Linked DNA regions of Homo sapiens: region 1 is linked to region 2. Evidence: chromatin contacts called from ENCODE Hi-C data. All regions are on one chromosome and are shown on one strand. Each heading gives the region's core, a stretch centred on a gene start or an enhancer-like site at or near the end of the contact. The rest is flanking DNA. Distances are from core to core; before and after follow the strand shown.

The links. Hi-C counts contacts between places; a loop is a spot of excess contacts on that map. Pooled maps may share reads with other maps.
Region 1: a map with no recorded cell type shows a loop between it and region 2 (6-fold over the local background). The contact joins two enhancer-like sites. A Hi-C loop is called at or near these places in 1 of 37 single-sample maps with no recorded cell type and 1 of 50 pooled maps.

Annotation. Positions count from the first base shown.
Region 1 is chr4:76,991,877-76,995,731 of GRCh38, reverse strand. All of the region lies in intron 1 of SEPTIN11 (septin 11), which reads right to left. Among named protein-coding and RNA genes, the nearest start is that of SEPTIN11, 44 kb to the right of the region's middle. RefSeq lists an enhancer at 1,172-1,321. Within about 2 kb of position 1,276, at least 5 of the 41 ENCODE cell types and tissues checked have a DNase peak (open chromatin) inside an H3K27ac peak, as active enhancers do.
Region 2 is chr4:76,447,581-76,451,349 of GRCh38, reverse strand. All of the region lies in intron 1 of SHROOM3 (shroom family member 3), which reads right to left. Among named protein-coding and RNA genes, the nearest start is that of SHROOM3, 14 kb to the right of the region's middle. Within about 2 kb of position 1,934, at least 3 of the 41 ENCODE cell types and tissues checked have a DNase peak (open chromatin) inside an H3K27ac peak, as active enhancers do.

The DNA of each region.
Region 1 (3,855 bases), core at 27-2,526, 550 kb before region 2:
GGAAGCTAAAGTAAAATCACTGGGTGATTTATGCTGTTATATAAAATGGTACTGGCTGCCCCCACAACTTTGAATGCATCCCGTGGGTGTTGGAGATAATCTGTGAAACCTTTTTTTCTCAAGATGCAGAGATCAGCTACAGTCCCTCAGTTATAATATCATGGTTATGGTTTGCAATTTCAGAAATTAGACACTGAAAGTCTTCTCCTTGGAGACAGGACTCCTAGTGTTCTGGCTGTGTTGTCAATGAACTTTATATTCAAAATACTGGAGTCCAGGTGAGAAAATGATCCTCAAAGCTCCATTTTTATTTTTATTATTTATTATTTTTATTTTTATTATTTATTTTTTGAGATGGAGTCTCACTCTGTCGCCAGGTTGGAGTGTAGTGGCACGATCTCAGCTCACTGCAACCTCTGCCTCCTAGGTTCAAGTGATTCTAGTGCCTCAGCCTCCCGAGTAGCTGGGATTATAGGCACGCGCCACCACGCCCAGCTAATTTTTGTATGTTTAGTAGAGACAGGGTTTCACCATGTTAGCCAGGCTGGTCTTGAACTCCTGACCTCGTGATCTGCCCGCGTCGGCCTCCCAAAGTGCTGGGATTACAGGCATGAGCCACCACACCCAGCCATTTTTTTTTTTTTTTAGAGACAGGGTTGCACTGTCACTCAGGCTGGAGTGCAGTGGTGTGATCATAGCTCACTGCAGCTTCAAACTCCTGGGCTCAGCCAGCTTCAGCCTCCCAAGTAGCTGTGACTACAGGCATGTGCCACCACTCCCAGCTTCAATGTTCCATTTTATTTAAAAAAAAAAAAAAAAAAAAAAAAAAAAGCTTTGTACAGGATCACTTAGTCAATGTTTTCAAAAGACTGGTTTTCATCATCCTATTTTTATGTTACATAATCAAGAGGGTGATTTCTTTTAACAAGCAAGGACTAAGACCCCATTTCAAATGTTTGTGGTCACTATATAGGCACAGAAATGTGACTCCAGAAATGCAGTGATTTTAAAGGACTTCAATGGTTTTATTAATAATAAAATGTCTAAAGTCCATATCAGCTCTAAAATTCTGATTCTGTGAAATAAGACTAAAAGCCACCACACTGCCTGAATACCATGGTGGCAGCTGCAGATTTGAGGTCAATGGGACAGACAACAGATGTCTAGTCTATGAATAGTTTCCTTGAAACCTGCCAACAGTGAATATGAGACTCAAGAGTAGGCACTTATCCTTGACCAGGATGGCATGGTAGGCAGCTCACCAAACAGCTTCGAGGGCAGGCCCCAGTGGGCAGCAGTCCTTGTAGCTGGGCAAGCCTTCCAACAATACTGTACTTCTTCCAGCCCCAATCCTTGTACCTGCCCCTTCCTCTTTAGATACCTCAAAGGTTCAGACAGCAGGTGTTTTTAAGGTGTTTACCACATCCGCCAAGACTTGGGGGAGGAGGGTTTGAAATGAGTCCTGGGTTATTTTTAGAACTCTTTCCACCTAGCTGTGCAGTAGCTGTTGTGTATCAGGCTAGGAGAAGCCATGGCACCAGCCTTCATTTCTGCTACATCACTGACTTCAACCGTTCGTGAACGGTATGAAAGAGACAACGCAGGGCAGAACTATCATCCCACATTCCCTCTCTCCACCGCCACATAATTCTGTTAATTTCAGGGGGAGGGGAGAATGGTTTATTGCTCTGGATTCTGGATCGCTGGGTTTTTAGATACCAGATATCCACCTATGAACCAATCCTGGGAAAGAATCAGAGTTAGTAATTATAGCTCTCATCCCAGAACCCAAAGCTCAGCATCTCATATTCTCACCGTTTCCAAAACACGAGAAGCCACCCACACACCCACTAAGTATTTTTATACCCATTGAAAACCACATACAAAATGAAGGGTTATAAAACAGTTTGGTCTTGACATTTTTGAAATTTAAAGTTGTATCTTTAGAGTCTGTCTTCTAACACTGTAATATAGAATATGTAAATTTTATAATACAGTTTTTACATTTCATAATTTGAGCCTAATTCTCTGCCCAGTATTAAAGGAAACCTGAGAGTCACTGCCCATCAGTATGTGATGGGGGAAAGGGAAAAAGAAGTTCCTTCTCTGGTTTATGAACAGGCTTAAAAACTGGAGAGAACGGCACTGGAGGACATGCACAGGGCAGCTCTGAGCACCTTACCCAGTGCCTCCAGCACAGCAGCTGAACCGCATCCCTCCAGTCCAGCATTTTATAGCTCTTCCCTTAGCTACCACAAGCCAAGGATTGAGGGGTCTTTTTTGAGTCTCCAGGCCCAGTTTCAGGGAACTGCATATATTCCATGTCGTTAACACTAACACATCTGGAAACGACTCTCTGAATTTATCTCTAATATTGAACTCTGCTTGGCATCCAGTTCTGAATTTCTATCAGAGGAACACTTCTCTTGGGTTGTCCCATCTGTACTTCAAACTTGATGTTCATGAAACTGAAATCATATTCCTCTATCCCAAACTCGCCCCTTCTCCAGAGTTCCCTATTTCTGTTAACAGTACTTAGCCATGCTTGAGACCAGCTCCCCTCCCACCATCAACTCTGAAGTCTTATCAATACTACATCCTCCACATTTCTATTCCTACTAATTCAACAGCCTCCCAACTGGCCTCCCTGACTTGATCTCACCCTCTCTAATACTTCCTCCCTCCACCTTGCCATCAAGGGGATCTCGGTACTCAAGGTCCCCAATCCAAACTCCTTGGCCTGTCATTTCAGGGCCCCATGGGCTAACCTCAAGTCTCCATTCCTACTGAACCTCCCACTTCTCCCCAGGGAGCACCTTACACTGCAGTTAAATTAAATGACCACTCTTCTTGGGACAAACCCAGGTTTCTTCCCATCAGAATTTACTCACATTATTTCCTCTATGTGAAAGGCCCTTACAGCCAGTGTTTACATATCCAAATCTTCCAGATCCCAATAAAATTATACCTCCATCATTGTCTTTATTATGAAATCTTGGGGAAAATTTCACCAAACATTCTTCTGACCAATAAAAGGAAAATACTGATTGAAAAGCTGCTCAAGCTATTTGGAATTCCATCATGATAATAACAGCTAACATTTATCCCTTCCAATGCTCCAGAAAAGCCCTAATTTCTCTCTCTTAATAATTCTATAAATTAGTTACATTGTTACCCAAACTCAATTTACAGATGAGAAAACAGAGGCACCGTTTAGTAACTTGCCCAAGGTTTCCCAACTAGTAAAGTCAAGGTGCTGAAATTGGAACCCAGGAAGTCAGGTTCCAGAGTTGTCGAACATAGTCATTGCTATCTCATGAAACTGAAATTTATCTCATGAACTGAATATTAAGTTCCCAGGTAGCCCCAGACAGCATAATTATTTCAGCTGTTATAAAAATCCAATACATTAAAATAGAAGGAAAAAAATACTCTGAAACCATGATTCTCTGGCAACCTTAAGAGGTGGAAATTGAGAATTAGAACTGGCAAAGTAGCTCCAAGTATATTTTCGCTGATCCTGGCAATGCCAAGACCAAATATGATTTTTGTAGTGATGGCACATGAAACCTATAATATAATGCTTAGTTTTAACCATTTTTGAAAAGAAAGTGCCAACACAGAACCACTAAGTAAGTAACTATAAGACCTTAATTGATTTAGCCCTGCATTTGCTAATCTACCTAGTAAGGATTTGTAATTAGGTAATTTCTATAGCCCACTCCATCTTGAAATGGATTATGACTAACCTTTATGGTATAAAATAAACTTGTTTTTCACTTGACAATTTCACTTTTCTCTTTTTAGAACATATCCTCTTAGATACAATTATTTATTTGTTCATTCAAAAATACC
Region 2 (3,769 bases), core at 685-3,184:
TATGATTCTTTGAATAATTAGGACTCTGTGACATGCTTTAGAGCTTCATTTTGGTTATTTTCCTCTACTATATTAAATTTCAGTTAATTAAATCAATACTGGCTGAGTGCAGTGGCTCACATCTGTAATCCCAGCACTTTGGGAGGCTGAGGCAGGTGGATCATCTGAGGTCAGGAGTTCAAGACCAGTCTGGCCAACATGGCGAAGCCCCATCTTTACTAAAAATACAAAAATTAGCCAGGCATGGTGGCAGGTGCCTGTAATCCCAGCTACTCAGGAGGCTGAGGCAGGAGAATGGCGTGAACCCAGGGGCAGAGGTTGCTGTGAGCCAAGATTGTGCCACTTCACTCCAGCCTGTGCAAAAGATCTAAACTCCATCTCAAAAAAAAAAAAATCAATACTAAATGGTTAACATGGTGGGTAATAATTTACTTTGTGGTTTACTATAATTTCTGTCTTTTTTTGTTCTTCTAATTTTTGTTACCAGAATAGAAGTAGTGTTTTTCTTTATGATTCATTGATTTTTACTATATTTACAGAGTTGGCAACTATCTACTTTCAGAACACCTAGTTTCAGAACATTTCCATTATTTCAAAAAGAAACCTTGTACCCATTTATAGTCACTCTCTATTCCTATCCATAGCCTTAGGCAATCTTTCATCTACTTTCTGTCCCTTTAGAATTGCCTTTTCTGGGTATCTCATATATGTGGAGTTAAATATGTTCCTTTGTGTCTGGTGTCTTTCACTGAGCATAATATTTTCAAAGTTCATACATGTTGTAACTCAGTTCCTTCTTATTGCCAAATAGTATTCCATTATATGGCTATACCACATTTTGTTTATTCAGTTGATGGGCATTTGGATTTTTTCTATTTATGAAAAATTGTGAACAATGAGGCTATGAACATTTGAGTATGAGTCTCTGTACAGATATATGTTTTTATTTCTGCTGGGTATATACTTCAGAGTAGAACTGTTGGGTGATATGGTAACTCTATGTTTAATATTTTAAGAAATGGCCATCTGTTTCTCCAAAGTGGCTGCACCATTTTACATTCCCACTTGCAATGTATGAAAAAGTATACTTTTAATCTCTCTGAAATGACAGCATAATAGGACAAACCAAGCAATTTTGACAAAAAAGAAAGCATATTTTTCTCTGCTTGGGAGATGGAAGGAGAGGAGATGATTTTCTTCTGTGCTGCTTTTTGAATCTCTTATTTCCTGTTCCACAGCCTCCCTGGAGCTAGAGCAGGCATGAATGTGTTCGGCAATCAATGGAGTTAAAACGAACACTAAGTTGCCAAGGCCTCCCTCATTATGATGAAATACCCCTCCCTGTGCTCACACACACATACAAGCTCAATTTTTAAAACCACTTGTTAATTCTTAATACAAAGAGTAAAACACTTATCTTCCTCACCTTCTATTTTTTAATAGAGCATATGTTTCTCTATTATTCACAGTTCAGACTGCTACAAAAATGCTTTAACTAAAAGAAGGAACAATGCCTTTCACATTATTATATTCAAATATGAATTTAGAAAAGAGAGGACTGGAAGCATATTTAGTTTCTCTTTAACTGCCAATTTCATATAACTGACAACATGAATTATATGACACAAAATCTATTCATTATTCTATCCATTCAAGATCAAGCTGAGGTTTAAAGCAGACTAATGGCTGTCACGTGAAGCTACTGTTTGTCAGTCTTCAGTGAACTCAAGCAAAAAACAAGGAAATTGGAAATGGACAACATAGTGAGTCAAAGAATATTCACATTGTGGGGAAGCAGCCCCTGAAGAAAAGAAGCTTCTTGTGTGGAATTTGGCAGAGGTACAAGTTATTCAAGGAAACGCATGTTAGTGTTAAAAAGTTATTCTGTTATTTCAAGGGCAGGGTAGGTCGGAAACTGTGTCATATTCTATTGCCTGCTTAGGTGTAAAACTTCACACCATTACCACATTATATTGTCAAATATTCTGGACTTAAAAAAACAGTTATGTATCCACTTTTCTTTTTAGTCTATGTTGTAGTATAAGTTGAGTAAGAAAAGAAGCAATATAAATAAAATTCTAGAAAAGAATTTCTCTCCTCAGAGATCCCCAAATGAATAATTTTCTCTATCTATTCTGTTCAAGGGGGTCACATTTTCCTTAACCCTTAACCTATAGAACAAAAGAGAACCTATAGAACAAGAGAGTGGATCCTACTCTCAGACGGGAGGGAGAAAATCTTGATTTCATTCAGAGATGCTTGATTCATTCAGAGAAATGAAGTGATGATAAAAGCAGAATGAGACTTTTCAGTCAATTCTGTGGAGAAAAGAGAAAACACACCCATCCCATGAGAGGGTGAAGACCGAAAGAGAGAACTACAAAATATCCTGTCTAGGGATGGATTTCCACTTTCCTTAGTACCCAAGAAAAGATTAAGTGTAAGATTCTATGGGATTCCTTCCGCTTGAATTCCATAGTACAGTGCAATGCTCCAAAGATCACAGATTTTGGAAACAGATAGATCTACATTAGTCTTTAGGGTCTGGCTATCCCTTAGTAAGCATTCTCTAAATGGTGGTCATCTTAGTTTGGATTTCCTCAGAAACAGACCCTGAGACAAGACTTCAAATGCAAGTAGTTTACCTGGGGGTAAAGAAAGCTGACAAGGAAGTGGGAACATGAGGTAGAAAAGGGAAGGCAGCTGACATAGATGTTTGATCAAGCCAGCTACAACTGTGGGCAACTGGAGTTGGATTCTGAAGAAATTCTAGGTGCTAGTGGAAAACATACACCTTAGAGTCATCCCATCTGAGAGATGAAAGAACTAAGCTGCTTACGTACCAACTCCAGTTGGTCATGGAGGGTTGCTCTTGGTGTCATTACTGTGGCAAAGGGCTTCCAAGCAAAGAATTGCAGATGCTGACAGCTGGAAGTCCAGCCAATGCACACAGAAATGAAGGTGAGGAAATGTGGACGGGTCAGTTGCAGTGGTATAAGAAGAAAAAACGAGAACATGCTCCTTTAGGGTGCAGTGACCTCATCTTCTGTTGTTTCCCAGTGCTGTCAGATTTTAGGCACTCAATAAATGATGTGTTGACTAAATATGATAACTAATGAATGAAATGAGTTAGCTTTAAATCTTGGCTCCATCTTTTATGAAAAACCTCTTTCCTCATATATAAAAACAAATCTCATTCCACAAAATAATAAATAAAAGAATCTAACATAGTACCTGACCCACAGCAGACTGACACATATAAATAATGCTCTATAAATAATTTTATTTATTTAAATATAAATAATGTATTTTTTTCTTTTTTATACCATGGAATCCTCCTCTGTTTATTTTGCCTTCTCTGTTAAAGAAGCAAGGTGGCAGTAGTACTTTGCAGGGCCTGAGTTCAGAAATTTGCAATATGTGTTGGCCCAGTGGAGGGGGTCTACACCAACTGTCCTTCTTAAAGGTCAAATTTATTGACTTACATATGTAGGGGAAACTGTGATAGTAATGCTTTCAAGGGAGTGCCAACAACTGATTTAATTGTAGACTTTGAGCCAAGAGCAACACCATGCAACTATGAATGTAGTCCTAAAGAATAACACTCATTCTCTTAACCTTCCTCCTGCTGCCTTACACTTAGATCAATGGCTGCCTTGTTTTTGCCCTGCTACTCACTAGCTGATACTCAAAAGTAAAAATATAAAAAATAAACAAAAGCAAAAGCAAAGCATGAGAGAAAAGAGTCTATTTTCTGCCTTCTCATTCT